Regions from separate parts of the Homo sapiens genome. Here region 1 is linked to region 2. A link is a loop called in an ENCODE intact Hi-C map of the cell type or tissue named here. Cell type or tissue: prostate gland. All regions are shown on one strand.

Evidence for each region. A loop is a pair of places that touch in the nucleus more often than their neighbours do. Peaks named below come from ENCODE experiments on the same cell type or tissue, not always from the same donor. Only the 100,000 strongest peaks of a DNase experiment are listed, where the experiment ranks them.
Region 1: it touches region 2 in a loop (4-fold over the local background); 81 of 110 quality-filtered maps call a loop at or near these places.

What each region holds. Positions count from the first base shown.
Region 1 is chr1:109,638,769-109,646,768 of GRCh38, forward strand. No RefSeq gene overlaps it. Among named protein-coding and RNA genes, the nearest start is that of GSTM4, 13 kb to the right of the region's middle. RefSeq lists enhancers at 4,619-4,913, 5,288-6,161. In prostate gland, CTCF peaks have their summits at 1,637 (motif pointing right), 4,729 (motif pointing right) and 4,929; DNase peaks (open chromatin) are centred at 1,633 and 4,743.
Region 2 is chr1:109,981,198-109,989,197 of GRCh38, forward strand. It overlaps AHCYL1 (adenosylhomocysteinase like 1), which reads left to right and starts at 3,568. Exons shown (of 17, transcript NM_006621.7): 1 at 3,568-3,975. The coding sequence starts at 3,856. RefSeq lists silencers at 3,794-3,863, 4,044-4,113. In prostate gland, a CTCF peak has its summit at 3,428 (motif pointing left); a DNase peak (open chromatin) is centred at 3,494; H3K4me3 peaks cover 1,739 bases; H3K27ac peaks cover 1,347 bases.

The sequences.
Region 1 (8,000 bases), 340 kb before region 2:
TCTGACTCCAGATTCCAAGTGGAGCCATTATGGCGTATCTTCTCCAGTGGACTGGCAACCTCCAGAATCCTGCATGACCAGGCTGTCTCAGAGCATCTGAATCTCACATCAGCTGAGACACAGCGACATCCAGCCAGGATACGGCTGAGATAAGCGGCCTTCGGGTTTTGTCACAGGGTAGCAGGGGAACCTGGGACAATACCCAGCGGCCCACCAACTGCTCCCTTGTTGGGGAATATTCCTTGCCTCGTAGCGTGGGTGAGCCTGCTCCTAGCTGGTCCTCCTGCCTTCCTGATGGCTTCCTCGCTGCCTCCCTCTCTCTACCCACCTCTTCCTTCTCCCCAGCAGGCCAGGAGGCCAATACCTGCTGCAGGTGCCTCGCCTTTCCTTGCAGCTCTTTCCTCAGAGCCTGGAGTCAGGATGGAAGTTGGTTGGGAGAGAAGCAGGTGCTGGGGCAAGGTGGAAGGAGGAGGGGCGAGAGGAGGAGAGGCTTCTCCATGGTGTTCATCGAAAGCCCTGGGTGGACAGATGCAAGATGGACCAGCAGCTGGTGTTCAGGAGGCCACTGGTCAGGCCCTCACTCCGTTCCCTCATGCAAATGTGACTGCCCATAGAAACCAACTCCCTCTAACCCAGCACACAGGAGCTGATAAGCTACTTATCAGCTTACAATAAAGACTGAAAACAACAAGCACAGGATTTTTTTTAAAAAGTCAACCAGAAGTGGCTTGATGAGCAATATATTGGAACCAGGGTTTCGAAGAGTCTGGGTCAGCCCTGGGCCTCCTTCTCCTCTGCACCCATGTGCACTTGAGCAGAGCCCTTCTGCCCAGAAAGTGCCTTTGTGGGTTTAGAAAAAGATGTCCCTTCCTTGGGTAGACACAGCCTCCTGATGGGGAGCACAGCTTGGCCAGCAGAGCACAGGCTGGCTTGCAGTCTCTGATCACCCAGAGGCTCTCGCGCAGCATGTAACCCACCTGACATCTGTGTCAGCCTGGCTGGGGGTCTCTGGAGTGCCCACAGCCTGAGGGTGCACGTGTAGCTGCATTCTCACTGATGCCACTAGTTCTTGTGCCTACTCTTGGAGGATGTCACCTATCCAGGTCTGAACGTTCCAGGCAGCATCCTACATGAGTCTGTAAATCAACTGAAGCTCCAGCAGCCCCCACTCCACCCAGTTGTGTCCTGCAGCTGAATACTTCTCAGTGCCCACAGAGCTGCCAATCACCTCGGGTTGCCATGGGAGTGTGCATATTCATGCCTCAGTGTCCCCAGAGTGGCCGGCCAGAGCCCCACCCTGAAGAAGCCCAGTGCACGGCTCTCTCCTTTCCCTCTGTCACGTCCTCTCCCTGTGCACCAGATACCCTGCTGGGCTGCTTGAGCCCTGGGGTCACGCACAAACCCAGAGCTGAAACATCCTCATGCCACCTTTGTGTGAGTTAGGAAAAGGTGAGCCTCCTGGGCAGATATACCCCTGAAAGCTCAAAGAACGAAGGGCATATTTTGGTAGAGTGTCTCTCCCTCCAGGTGACTGCAGCTGTGCAGCCTGAGTTTTTGGGTGAGCAGAGTGTAGGCTGGGTTTCAGCTCCTGCTTGCCCTTTGGCTGGTAGTCCTTGTGCAGTACCCAACTGGTCCACAGGGTGGCGGTACCTCCTGAGAACAGCTTCTGCCTGAGGCTGGGTTCTGGGAATGGATGGGCTGGGGCACCCTCTCTAGGCACCCATGCCCACTAACTCTGCAGCGGGCACACTTGGGGCCCCACTCACCAGCCTGGTGGGCAGGCTAGCTCATGTATGACCCCTCCAGTGAGAGCTATGGCTTAGGCTCATGCCAGGATCCCTACTAGGAGAGCTGCACTGCCACTAGCTGAGGTGGACCCCGTTTCTGCAGGGCAAGGCTGGAGCCACATGCACACACTGGCTTTTTGCCTGTCCTGTCCTAAGCCCCCACACCACCCACATTATCTCGTGACCACATTTTTCCTCCAGATAATGTGGGCCATGTGTGGTTAGGCCATATCTTCTTTTACATCGGCAAAACCTAATGGGGTTTCCAGACTCCTGCTCTTCATGTGGAATGCCTCTGAATTTCTAGATGATGTCTGCAGGCGTGTTTTGTTTTTGTTTTTCAAGACCGGGTCTTGCTCTATAGCCCAGGCTGGCATGATCTTGGCTCACTGCAACCTCCACCTTCGGGCTTAAGCAATCCTCCCACCTCAGCCTCCCGGGTAGCTGGGATTATAGGCGCACACCACCACACCCAGCTAATTTTTGTACTTTTTATAGAGATGAGGTCTCACTATATTGCCCAGGCTGGTCTCAAACTCCTGGCTTCAAGCAATCCACACACCTTGGTCTCCCAAAGTGCTGGGATTACAGGCATGAGCCACCATGCCTGGCCTTTCTGGGGGTGTTTATTTCATCTCTGAGTGGATTTTCCAGTAACCTTCAGAGCTTTGAGGAAGGCCTAATTGTCAGCCTCATAGACTGGTCACACCCCAGGAGATAAAGCTCCTTGCTAAGAGCCCTGGCAGAAGATTACATGGGCTGTGGGTAGTCAGGACATGGAGGAAGCTCTAGGGTCTGGGGCACTTGGATAAGTCTCCAAGGAGGAGATTGGCTTTGACCAGATGGATGGGGAGAGCCTGCATGGAGGAGCAGGAAGGAGGAAGGCATTTGGGGACTGTGTTGGGGGCATCTTCCCATCCTGCTCTGGTGTGGGGTCAGTGCTCCAAAGGCCCACGGTAGAAGAGGATGGCACTGCCCTTCACTCTCAGACCAGTGCCTCCCTGAGATGGAAACCAGAGGATCTCCTTGCCTCCCTCAAAGAGAGAGAGAGAGGCTCTGCTGGCACAAGAAGCTTGTCCCATGGCACTTAGTCCAATAATTGTTCCCCGTGTGTGCTTAGCCCTGGGAACCTGCTGATCTTGGGTAAGGACACAGGGCCATAGCAGAGCCCAGGAAGGACACTTGGGGCTCCAAGGTTAGGTTCTTGGTATTAAGGTGAGAGACAAAATGATGGCCCTCTGACTGAGGAGATTTGGCTTAAAGAGGATGACCGAGCTCGCCACGTGGCACGGGATAGAAAAGAAGATTTGCTGGCCTCTTATGGAGTTAGGGTTGGGGTTGGCATGGGCTACTAGAGGGGAGGTGGTGGGGCCAATAGAGAGGGACAGGTCTGCAGAAAGCACTTTTCTATCCAAGCTGTAGGCCTTGGGTTTCTCAGTCTCACCCACCCTATCCACATAAGCCTCAGCGCAACTTTACACCCACTAGGATGACTACAATAAGACAAGAATGGAAAATCAGTGTTGCAAGGATGTGGGGAAATTGGAACCCTCATAATTGCACGTGGAAATGTACAGTTGTGCAGCCACTATGAAAAACAGTTTGATGGTTCCCCAAAATGTTAGAATACAATTACCACATGACCCAGCAATTCCCCTCCCAGGTATATTCCCCAAAGAAGTGAAAACTGGCACTTCAAAAATATATGTACACTCTCTGGGCATGGTGGCTCATGCCTGTAATCCCAGCACTTTGGGAGGCCGAGGCAGGTGGATCACCTGAGGTCAGGAGTTCGAGACCAGCCTGACCAACATGGTGAAACCCTGTCTCTACTAAAACAATACAAAATTAGCCGGATTACATGCCTGTAATCCCAGCTACTTAGGAGGCTGAGGCAGGAGAATCGCTTGAACCCCTGAGGCGGAGGTTGCAGTGAGCCGAGATTGTGCCACTGCACTCCAGCCTGGGTGACAGAGTGAGACTCTGTCTCAAAAAATAAATAAATAAAAATTATACACACACACACACACACACACACACACACTCATGTGTACAGCAGTAATGTTCACAATAGCCGAAAGGTGAAAATAGTCCAAATGTGCATCAACAAATAAATGGATAAACAACATGTGTTATATCCATATAATGAAATATCATTCAGCCATAAAAGGGATAAAGTACTGATTCTTCCATTCAGTGGATGAACCTGGAAAACATTATGCTGAGCAATACAAGCCAGACAAGACACAAAGATCACGTGCTGTATGACTGTATTTATGTGAAATACCCAGAATAAGTAAATCTGTAGAGACATATACAGATTGGTGGTTTCCAGAGGCTGGGGAAGTGGGGTGATGGGAAGCAACTGCTTAATGGGTATGGGTGTCTTTTGGGGGTGATAAAAATATTTTGAAACTGGATAGAGGTGGTGGCTGCCCAACATTGTGAATGTACTAATTGCCACGGAATTGTTCACTCTAAAATTGTTCATTTTATATTATGTGAATTTCACTTCAATGTAAAAAAAAGAAAAAAACCAACCTCAGTGTTCTTAATAGTAAAAAGAGGCTAATAACACTACTTATTTCATGGAGAGGTGGTAAGAAATAAAATAATAGGCGCAAAGTAGCCACCATTCAGCTATTGAATAAAGGGTGGCCAATGTTCTCCGAATGCTACTTTCTGGGGTTGCACCAAGGGTGCTCCAAAACTCTTTCTTGGTCCCTGGGGAATGTGGCTTAAGTTCCTGCTCAAAGAACCGAAAAGCCCAAAGAGCTGTAGCTGCGAGGTGGCGCCTAACGGGCTGTCCCTCTACTGTGGTCAGAGCCGTGCCCCTTGCAGGTGGGTAGCGCTGAGAGCAGAGCAGCGCCCGCGGGACTGGCCTGAGGATCCCGCAGGCAGGAGGGACCCCGCGGGCCTTTCCCTACCTGGGAGGTGCACGGTTGGCCACCAGGGCGCGCTGCTGGACTCTCCCCAGAAATCGGGCGGAGGTTTAGGCCTCAGAGTCACTTAAACTTGTAACCCTACCGGTAGCCGTGGAGTCTAGTAAATGTGGGGTCGGCTGGGGTTCGCCAGTCATCCCATGCTGCTGAGGGGCAGGCATGGGGCCCGTTGGCCACAGGAGACCTCCAGGCTTCTCTCCCACTCTTCTGCCTGCACCCCCTCTCGGGTAGAGGCTGCACCTCCTGCTTGGGTTCAGCCACCTTCAAATACTGCATCAATGGCTCGTGCCTCTGCCTGCGGGGCTGGGCCAGCGCGGGAGAGGCAGGCGGAGGGTTCAGGGAGCTGGGGATCTGCGGTATGTCCTGACCCCACACACTTTGTGTGTGCCATAAAGCCACAGCCTTTCCTTCCCACCCAGCCCCGTCTGAATGAGAAAGCATCACCTCTGCTTTCTGTTTGATCCGGCAGTTCTCAGCCAGGCTGGAGGCGGCCTGGAATCCCAGATCGTCTACTGACACCCCTAGTTTCCCTCGCCGCTCCTCTGGAGGACGTCCTTAACCCCTGATGCTGCACCACAGGCAGAGCTGCCAGAACCCCACCACCACCAAGATTGCTACCTGGAGATTCCTGCTTGTCCCCCCAACCCCAGGTCAAACCCCTGCATGCATCCATGGCCCAGCTCCCGTGTTCTGGGGCCATCTTTATAACCTGCTGTGCATTCCTGCCAGATTGAACTCATTGCCTCCCCCACTTGACCTCATTCTCTCTTTGTGCACTTGCTTTCTTTTCTTTGCTTTTTCTTTGTCTTTTTTTTTTTTTTTGAGACGGAGTCTCGCTCTGTCGCCCAGGCTGGAGTGCAGTGGCGCCACCTCGGATCACTGCAAGCTCCGCCTCCCGGGTTCACGCCATTCTCCTGCCTCAGCCTCCCGAGTAGCTGGGACTACAGGCGCCCGCCACCACGCCCAGCTAATTTTTTGTATTTTTAGAGACGGGGTTTCACCGTGTTAGCCAGGATGGTCTCGATCTCCTGACCTCGTGATCCACCCGCCTCGGCCTCCCAAAGTGCTGGAATTACAGGCGTGAGCCACTGCGCCTGGCCTCTTTGTGCACTTTCTTTGTATTTAGGGAAACAGCAACAGTAAACCCCAAATGACAAAGGTCATTACAGGGACCTTTTTTGCAGCCAATGATGTTTGTGTTCCCCGGTGCACTGCTCTGAAGCTTTCCCACGCATTCGGGCTCAGGTCTCTCTCCGGCATGTCTGCTGCCTTGTTTACTCCCCGCTTAGCGTGTGTTTATAGGATCACATTACACGAAATATTCCAGCCTTGTGAAGTAGCATTTCTTGCTGATAATGAAAACAAAAGACACAAAGAATTCTAAGAAATGCCTACAGTGCTTGGCACGTGAGGGCCTCTTGGCCTAGGGCCAAGTTTGTCTACTATCAGCCCCCACGGTGTCTGGAAAGTCTTGGATTGTTGTTGGCTCTTTGGATCCTGTGGTTTCACCCTGCAGCGTTTTGTAGGCAGTGTGGTGTCCTGGGTAGACCCAGGTCTTGGGGTTGACTGGACTGGTCAGATACAACTTGGTGACTTGCTAGCTGTGTGTCCTTGGGCAAGTTACTTAATTTTCCTGAGCCTCAGTTTTCTCATCCATAAAATGAGGGAAGAAAGAAATAATTCAAAGAGATGTTTTGAGAATTTGGTGAGGAGGTATATATAGTAGACAAGTCATAGACACTCAGTAAGTATTGGCTGGGATTATTAGCAAAAGCAAATAAGCCCCTTCTTTAAAGGGAACATAGCTTTTTTCTAAACCCCACTGTCATACTTAAATTGGTGATCAAGAAGTTATGTTTCTCAAGACACCCAGGAGCAGAGGCCAGGGAGAAGGATGTTCCAGGGCACAGGGGAGACCTGGACTGCCACGTGCACTTAGGGATGACCTGCACCTTCAGACGAACAGCAGGAAAAAAGACTCTTTTCCACTTCTCCTGGTTTGAGGTGGAGTTGGGCCCCCTGTCTGAGTAGGGTGAGGTGGCTGGCAGAGAGCTGGATGCCCCTTCCAATAGCTGGCCAAAGGTAGCAGAGGCAGGATTGTTCTCAAAGGAATTAGGTAAAAGCCCCGCAGCCAAGTGTGAGATCAAATCTCAGAAAATATCAGTACTGGGCTGGGCATGGTGGCACCGTGGCCAGTCTTAGCTGGACAGTTTTAAACTTTCTTTTCTCGGGGCTTTTTTTTTTTTTTTTTTTTTGAGAAAACAAGAAGATTGGTTACTCTAATTAAATATAATAATGAGAGTAGATGGTTAATTGTACTGGATACACTAATGCAGAGAGATACAGGTATGTGTACAGAATAAGGTATGATTTTCTGTTTATTTAGAAAAGTTACTACAGTTTATTCAAAATACATTTAATATACACATATTTTATTCAATTATATTTTAAGGCTATAGTTAAAAGCTTTAAAGTAATTTTTGCTATTGAGTTGTGGGAGTTCTATATGTATTTTGGATGTTAGCTAACCTCTTCTCAGATATGTGGTTTGCAAATATTTTCTCCAATTCCATAGACTGCCTTTTCACTGTTGTTTCTTTTGCTGTGCAGAAGGTTTTTAGTTTGATGTGGTTCCATTCGTCTATTTTTGCTTTTGTTGCCTGTGCTTTTGATATATAAAAGAAATCATCGCTTAGACCAATGTCATGAAGACTTTCTCCTATGTTTTCTTCTAGGAGTCTTATAGGTTTAGGTGTTATATTTAAATCTTTAATCCATTGTGAGCTCATTTTTGAGTGTGGTGTAAGACAGGGGTCCAATTTTATTCTTTTGTATGTCCATATTCAGTTTTCCCAAAACCATTTGTTAAAGAGGCCATCGTTTGTCCATTGTGTATTCTTGGCACCCTGTTGAAGATCAGTTGATTATATACACTTAGGTTATTTCTGGGCTGTCTGTTCTGTTCCATTGGTCCTTGTGTCTGTTTATATGACAGTACCATACTGTTTTAATTACTATAGCTTTGTAATATATTTTGGAATCAGGAAGTTGATGCCTCCAGCTTTGTTCTTCTTTCTCAAGATTGTGTTGGTTATTTGGGATCTTTTGTGGTTCCATATGAATTTTAGGATTATTTTTTCCTATTTCTGTAAAAAAATGCCATTAGAGGCTGGGTGTGGTGGCTCATGCCTGTCATCCCAGCACTTTGGGAAGCCAAGATGGGTGGATCACCTGAGGTCAGGAGTTCGAGACCAGCCTGGCCAACATGGTA
Region 2 (8,000 bases):
GCTGTTTCTTCAGCCTGGAGAATCTTCCCTCCCTTGCCCAGCTGCTTATCTGTCAAGACTCAGCTCTGGCAGCATCTCCCTCTGTGTCATCCCTTTGCCCTCCACTGCACCCCACCCCCATCACCTGTCCCCACGTAGAGATCAGCACCTCAGCTTATTTATCTCTGTAGTCCCGACTGACATCTAGCCCTGCTGCTGGCACTTCTTCGGCACTCAATATATATTTTATAAATAAAAGAACAAATGACTGAATGTAGAACATCAATTTGGGGGTGGACAAACAGTGAATCTGATTAACAAGACCAAGCCCACGTGTGGTAGCCCAATGCCACTACATTTCTGGTGACAGCATCTCCCAATTCACCACTGCCCTTAGGCCACTCCTTTCTAGCAAGGGTCTTCGCTCCAGGCCCTTGGAGACTTCCCACCACCACACACAGCAGGTGCATCTGTCTTTGGGTCCCTGTTCTTCTCCAATTGCCCCGTGGGGGGTCTCTCACCTGTGTGTGGATGCGCTGTTCAGGGCAGTGAGCTTGCCAGTAGAGGTGCTGAGTCAGGTGGGTGGGTAGGCTGAAGACAAGTCATCTCTTGGCATTCATGAGAAGCAATCGCCTTAGCTGTGCCATGTGAGGCTATCTTAGGATGGGTTTTGGGGGTGGGAGACAGGATGCAATGATTCTCACGGATGTTATGTTGTCACACTCCCTGGCTGGGTGAGCTCTTTGCTCTCCAGCACACACGTGATGGAAGGGATGGCAGCCACCCATGCCCCCTGCAGTGGCTGGTTTCCAAGAATGTCCCGGGCCCCTGGCCTCACTTGAACCACATAGGCCTAATGCTTTCCACCAGGGTAGGGGGTGCTGCCCTTCCCCTTTCCAGTCTGAGTCCCCGAACTCTCCTACATCAGCTCATCAACCTCCCCTCAGGCCAGCCACTCAGGTGAGTGGAGTCTGACCTGCTGATCTCCTTCTTAGCCCAGACTGCTAAGGTACTGCATGCTCTAGGCCTGGCCCTGTCTGTCATCCTCTGTAGCAGCAGCAATAGCAGACAACACTGTGAGCCTGGTGCTAGGGCAGACCTGGTCCAGGAGGAGTAAAGACTGAACTTCAATCTCCAGGAAGCTCACAGTCTGGATGCTTAAATGCACAGCAGAACTGGGGGACTGAGAGACAACATGTTTAGACAAAGTGAGTTCTAAAAATCAAATCCAAAAGACAGATACACTGATGCTTCTCTTTAAAAAAAAAAAAAAAAAAAAAAAAAAGATCTTCTTAAGTCACACATTTTTCTACTATAGGGACTTGAGATTTCATCCCTGGTTCCAATGGGTTCTGCCTCGAGTCTTTGGGCAGGCATCTCTGATCCCTGGGCTCTGCCAACAGTTTGGGCAAACCCACAAGGATGAAAGCCACTGTGAGCCTTATGTTCAGAGAGTCCTTAGTGCACCAGGTGTGGTTCCTGACCCCTAGCTGAAAGATGTCAGTCTGGCACCCTCATGGATGAACCTGGTATTCTGGTCTCCATCTCTGTTCCCGTTCTGCTACAGTGATGCCCCTGACAGGGAAGTGTGAGTGCTCAAAAAAGTGAGCAGATGAAAGAATACAAACAGTTCAAGACCAAGGTCTGCAGATGTGCAAAGGGTGCATTCTTCCAGGCACTTCTACAGCCCTTTTCAAACAGACAGTCTCATGAGGCTAGGTGGCTGGAACACAGGATTCCCTGACTAAGACTTTTAGGGCCCTAGAGGTGAATATTTCACACTCTCCCCAGCCCTGAACACAAATCAGTGGGGAAAATGCCATTTCAAACCAAAACTTCCTTCTTGAAAGGGTATGCCCTGTTAAAAACCTGGGAGGTTTCTGGATGTTAAAAGGTGGTCCTGGCCAGGCGCGGTGGCTCACGCCTGTAATCCCAGCACTTTGGGAGGCCGAGGCAGGTGGATCACGAGGTCAGGATCCGAGACCAGCCTGGCCAAGATGGTGAAACCCCGTCTCTACTAAAAATACAAAAATTAGCCGGGCACGGTGGCGCACGCCTATAGTCCCAGCTACTCACTCAGGAGGCTGAGGCAGGAGAATCACTTGAACCCGGCAGGCGGAGGTTGCAGTGAGCTGAGAGCACTCCAGCTTGGGCAACAGAGCGAGACGTCATCTCAAAAAAAAAAAAAAGGTGGTCCTGGGGAGGAATTTAGGGAAAGGGCACTGGGAAGACTGGAATTGCTCAGCACAGCAGAGGAGAATCTGGCTTCCCAGAGTCTATCAAGGAAGGAAGGATGAGGTGCAGAGATGGGAAGGGAGGAACAGGAGGAAGCTAGATTAGATGGCAATGGGCTAGGGAGCGTGGTGGGATCTTGTGGCCATTGAGAAATCCCCGGGTGGTAAGACAGCCAAAATAACTTTTCAGAACATTTCAGAAATGTGTTCTTAAATTGTTTGCTGTGTGATGTAATCTCTCCCCTGTGACCCACAAACCTTTATTAAAAGTTTTACTACATGTTACAGCCTTATTTTGTAGTTGTTTAGCATGGGGTGGGGGTTGAAAGGAGAAGCGGCTGAATTGACCCCAGGAGCTACAGAAACAGTCACAAGACCAGAATAGTGAATAAAATGCCAGACAAGGCAAAAAAACTAGAGCCAGAGGTGACCATGAAAATCCAAGTCCTCCCAGTAATGGACTTTCCACAGGACATGGTAATTGGAGCCAATGTCATTTGAATCTCAAAGGACAAGCTACCTCAGCTGACATTAGGATACAAGCAGGTTTTGCCTCTCCAGCTGAACTAAGCCTTGCAAAACATAAAATGCGTCACATGTCCTTTTGCCAGCAGGGCCTCAGCACAGGCACTGCACATAGTAGGCCCAGTAAAAGGGTGTGAGCAGTCCATGAATGTCCTGGATGCCCACTGAGAGCTGGAAGGGTCTAATGCTTTGGTGGAGCAAGGACCGGAAGGCCATTCTGGCTGGGGACTTCTCCATCAGCTCTCCTGGTCTCCACCCTCATACCCATCAGCCCTATCCCAATGAGGGTTTTGTAAACAGGCAAGGCCCAGTCGGAGATGGTGGTGGAGGAAGTCACAAAGCGTTGTGCAGAAACCAGACTACTCTGAGTCAGTTCTGCCCCCTATGAAGTCAAAAAGACAGGCACGGCCCCTTGGGAAGGAGCTTTAATCCAAAGGGCCTGGGGCTGGGCCAGTGAGTGAGTGGGCTGTCTCGAGCCCCGGACATTTCCTAGGAATCGCTGTAGGATGTGTCGTGTGGGGCTCTGGTCTTTGCTCCCAAACACCCCTTTCATGCGCCTCTGAGGCCTTGCCAGGAACCCCGCAGCCCAAAGACCCTCCGTTCCGCAGCATCGTTGCATGAACCTCGCGCTGCTCCCAGGGCTGATGGTGCCACCTGGTGGCACAAAGGGTCCTGCTCACCCTGGGAACTTCGCTCTCGAGCGGGAGAGGAACGGCTTCTGTGGCCCAGCCCAGCGTGGTGACGTCACGACAGAGTGCCCTTTCTCCCCGCCTCTTCCCCCTCCCGGGAGCTGCCAGTACTTGACGTGGCGTCACCGCCCTCTACCCTCGCTTTGCGTGCGTGTTTGCGTACAGCGGAGGTGGCGGCGCGGGCAGGTCGGAGCTCGGAGCTGCTGTTCTGGTTCTCTTGTGGCCGCCGTCGCTGTCCGGCTGCCTTGGGCTGCCGAACAGACAAGGCGTGGGCCACAGCACCTCAGAAGCCGACGCAGCTCGACGCAGGGGCCGGCAGGAGGGTGGGCGATCGCGTGTCGGAGGGCGCCGCGCGGGCAGGCGGGCGGGCGCCAGAGGGGGAAAGAGGCGGGGGCGGCGGGTCAGCCGCTGGCCGGGCCGGCCGGGGAATGTCGATGCCTGACGCGATGCCGCTGCCCGGGGTCGGGGAGGAGCTGAAGCAGGCCAAGGAGATCGAGGACGCCGAGAAGTACTCCTTCATGGCCACCGTCACCAAGGCGCCCAAGAAGGTGCGGGGGCTCTGGGTGGCGGCGGGGGCTCGGGCTCCGGCCTCGCGGAAGGGACGCGAGCAAGCCCGGGCTCTGGCTAGTTTGGGACTTCTGGGGGTGACTGGGGACGGCGGAGGTGATGTAGGGGGTGGCGGCTGTGCGGCCCCAGGCCTCTCCCGGGCTGAAAGGCCGCCTCTGACCTCGCTTTCCTTTGTCCCTCGGCCCAAGTCCTCCGGGATCGTTTTGAAACCCGACAGGGCCAGGCCTTAAATTTGCGACTGACTTTTCCTGGATGAAGGGCCTCGAAGACGAGAGTGGGAGGGGGTGAACCAACTCAGCTGACCCTTGTGACCAGTCCGGGGGCATGGGGTGTACAGAAAATCTCCCTTCAGGTGAGTGGGTAAATCTGGCAGAACTTCCATCAAATCTTTGGGAGCAGTGGCCGCTTTATCCAACAACTGCGTGATAGCTGGGAGGCAAGAGAAAAGAATGCGTGAAGCTAGCTCTGATATACAGGTGAAAGCGATGAGGGTAACATGAAACTGAAAATCTATGATTTTCACTTTCTACAGCATTCCAATTACTTCGAAATATGTAAGAAATTGACATTTGGAGGTTGGTGACAGCAGACACTGTCATGGATACAGGTGGATCCTAGAGTCATGTGAATAGATCACTTAGGCATCCCTGGAGAAAGGAGCTTGGGTGGGTTGGAGTAGTGGGTGGTAAGGGAAGATTGCTCACTCTTGACTGTACTTTTGAGGCAGAACAAGTTTGATCTATTGTGCTGTAGGTTGACTCAAAGGACACCCTTCGAATTCTCTCATAAATGGCAACCTTTGGAGATTTTAGTCTGACTAGCTCTCCGAGTGGTGGAATTGGGATCCTTATTGCTTTCTCATCATTTACTGCCAACCACATCTTGATTTTCCATACACCTGGCACCCAGTTAGCAGTAGACCAGAGAACCTTTACAAAGAGGTGACCTTCCTGAAGCCAGTGAGAACCCAGATAAATGTCTCCCTTCTTTATAAAGACAGAGTCTTACAAAGCTGTCTCTGCCTGCATCCAGTGTTTAATGGGATGCAGGGCTGAACAAAGCAAGGGCTGCAGGAATAGTTAAGTCCTTGAGGCTTCAACTAGTTAAGCTGTCTTAAGTGGGAGAGATGGCTCTTTTTTTTTTTTTTAAGTGAATTAACCTGCCACTCCAGAAATCAAATGCAAGATCAAAAAAGACGAGTCGCCATTGTGTGCTTTCGCTGTTTTCTCACAAAATTAAGAATTTAATTCCTTTAAAAGATTGTGGAAGATTCCTTGACTCTGAGGCATCTGATTAACTTTAGTGCTGAGAGTTCAGTTGACTGCTTTGTTGGGACAATGACCCTTTGCAATCTGCACTATTCTTTGGAGAAACAGTCACAGTCCTTATAAGCAGAATGATTGAGGGTGGGACCTTAGATGAGTTAGAGGAAAGAATGGGAAAGCCCTAATACCTGAATTTCCCAGACTCTGTCTTCTTTGCTGTTACTTGCCTTTATGTTAGTAAATCTGTATTCTTGAAAGTACCACTGTTGATAAGACAAAGTCTATATCGTAGATTGTAAAAACTCATTAAGGCAGGGATTCTTGTTCACCTTTGTATCCAGTGTGCCTAGCTTTGTACCCAGCATACAGTAGGTACTCAAATATTAATTGCTCACCTGGCTAACTAGTAACTGAGATGTCCATGTGGCCACCTACCATGAATAACTATCCCTTTTCCTCTCTTCTTCCCAGGAGGAATATTACTAATGTGTATTATTGTCAGGCCAAGTGCTGATGATTTTAGACTTATATTGCATTAGCTAAAAGAAGCAGGCTCTGCCAGGAATGTGGGAAGACCCTGTTTTAAGTTTCCATTTACCAGTAAATGTGCCCCACCGTGTTTCTTATTAATCTTTCTCTTCTAAGTTTTATTCTTTAGCATTTACGTAGTACTTTGTAATAAAGTGTTTCATGATGACTAATTACCCTTTCCCTAGTGATGATAAAAGACATTTATTAAGTTAATGGATCAGTTGAGGACTAGTCAAGGTCACATAGCAAGTCCTAGGCAATCTGTTTTTCAGAACTGCTGAATTGAACATTAAGACTTAAGTCACTTTTGTACCTCTGCCATGTGTTGATAACGTGAAAGCATGGGAAAAGTAAGAGGGAAAAAAGTAACTTGGCATGGTACTTAATGGTGTGAGAAAAAGACCTCTTCAAATGGTGCAGTCCTTCACCTATGAGAATTCTACCCTGGCTCTAGACCAGTAATCCTTGGATTATTCTGAAGCCCTGAGGCCCCTCAGGAATTGAGGATGTTCTTGATGCCAGAGGATATAGGTTACTTCAGGGTGACCTTGATGGTCCTCAGTTAGATCAGATCCCAGTGTCACTTTCTGGTCAGCTTTTATTCATTTTGTTTGCTTTGTTTGAGACAGAGTCAGCTTTTATTCATTTTGTTTGCTTTGTTTGAGATAGAGTGGATGTCCATCAATTAAAAGCATAAATATCTAGATTCTTCAGCTATAATCATGACTTACTCAGTTTTGTATGCCAAGGTCTATCACACTGCTATGAACAAAATAGGACTTGTTGGTTTGATTGAAGATTTGAGATGTCTGGGTGTCGAGAAGTCAACTAAAGGGATATGACCTTGAGCAAATTAATTAGCTTTTGTACCTGCATCTCCTCATCTGCCAAATAAGTGCCTATTTTTTTTGGAACAGGTGGAGATAGGGGCATGTTGGGGAGTTAAGATAGCAGTGTAATTTTTTAAAAGTCTATTCGTATATTTATATTCTTTCTTCAATGGGCATTTGAAGTGGCTTATAACACAGAACATATATGTGATATAAAAGGAAGTAAAAACTATAGAAAGAATGAAAAAAATATTGTTAACCTCGAGGGCTAAGATAGTTGATGAGGTTGATCACATGCAACTTGAAACTTTTAGCAGCCAGAGGATGAAAAGAATCATAGTTACAGTCTCCTTAGCAGGCATGGGAAATAATACATGTCAATTCCTCAAGGGGACGACTTTTCCTGACACAGAGTTCTAAAATAATTTTTCACGGGAATGTCTTAATAGCTGTAGTGTAATTCACATTGTAAGGCTTGTTCACGACTGTCACTGGTGATTTCAGATGGTATGGCTAGGAAAATTTGAGGTAAGAAAAGGAATCCTTGAGTTTTAAGAGTTAAGTGTACCACAACTGAAGAAGATCCTTGTTTAATGTTGGCAGTTATCGGTCAAACCAAGTAAGTAATCTAGTTCCCCATAACCACTGGTTATTTATCCCTCTTTTGCTGCTACTTTGTGTAACAGGAGTGGTAACTGTCCTTGGACCTTTGGAAATTGACACTGTGTCAAGTTGATTCTTTTTTCATAGTGTAAACCCAAATCTCCAACTTGTTGGAGAGCTCTTACAATAAGCATGTTTCTCCGGAAGGCCTTTCAGAACATTTGCTGTTCTCTGAACTTCTGAACATTAAAGGCACTCTCCAGAGTGATCCATTAAACATTTTGACCTAGGATCTGTGGAGTCAGACCCATCAGCAAAATGTGGGGAAGGAGAAGAGCACAGAAGAAACTACTTTTGTTTATAGGATATTCTTTATTTGAATGAAGCTATGTGCCACTAATTCATCAAAAGGGTCAGCTGAGACTTAGGAAGCACACCAAGTAGAGCCCCAATGGGTACAGCTTGGGTGTTAACCCGATAGGTAAAATCCAGGTTTCTCCTTTTGTCATCAGAGTTATCTTACGGTTAATTTTTGGTGCAGTTGTATAGAATTTACGCCAGGACTTGTCAGAATCACTGAAAGGAGATTTCATAGGTTGGCATTTCCTATCTTCACATCATTAGTATCTCTTGATTCTCCTTAGAGTGGCTGCTGTTGTAGTAGCAGTCTTTAAAACAGGAGTTGGGGTGTAAGAAGATCCTCTTTTTAAGATTTCTCCGCAGGTATTGATTACATCTCTTTTTCTTGTTTGGTTTAGTTAGTTACACTCTAGTTTC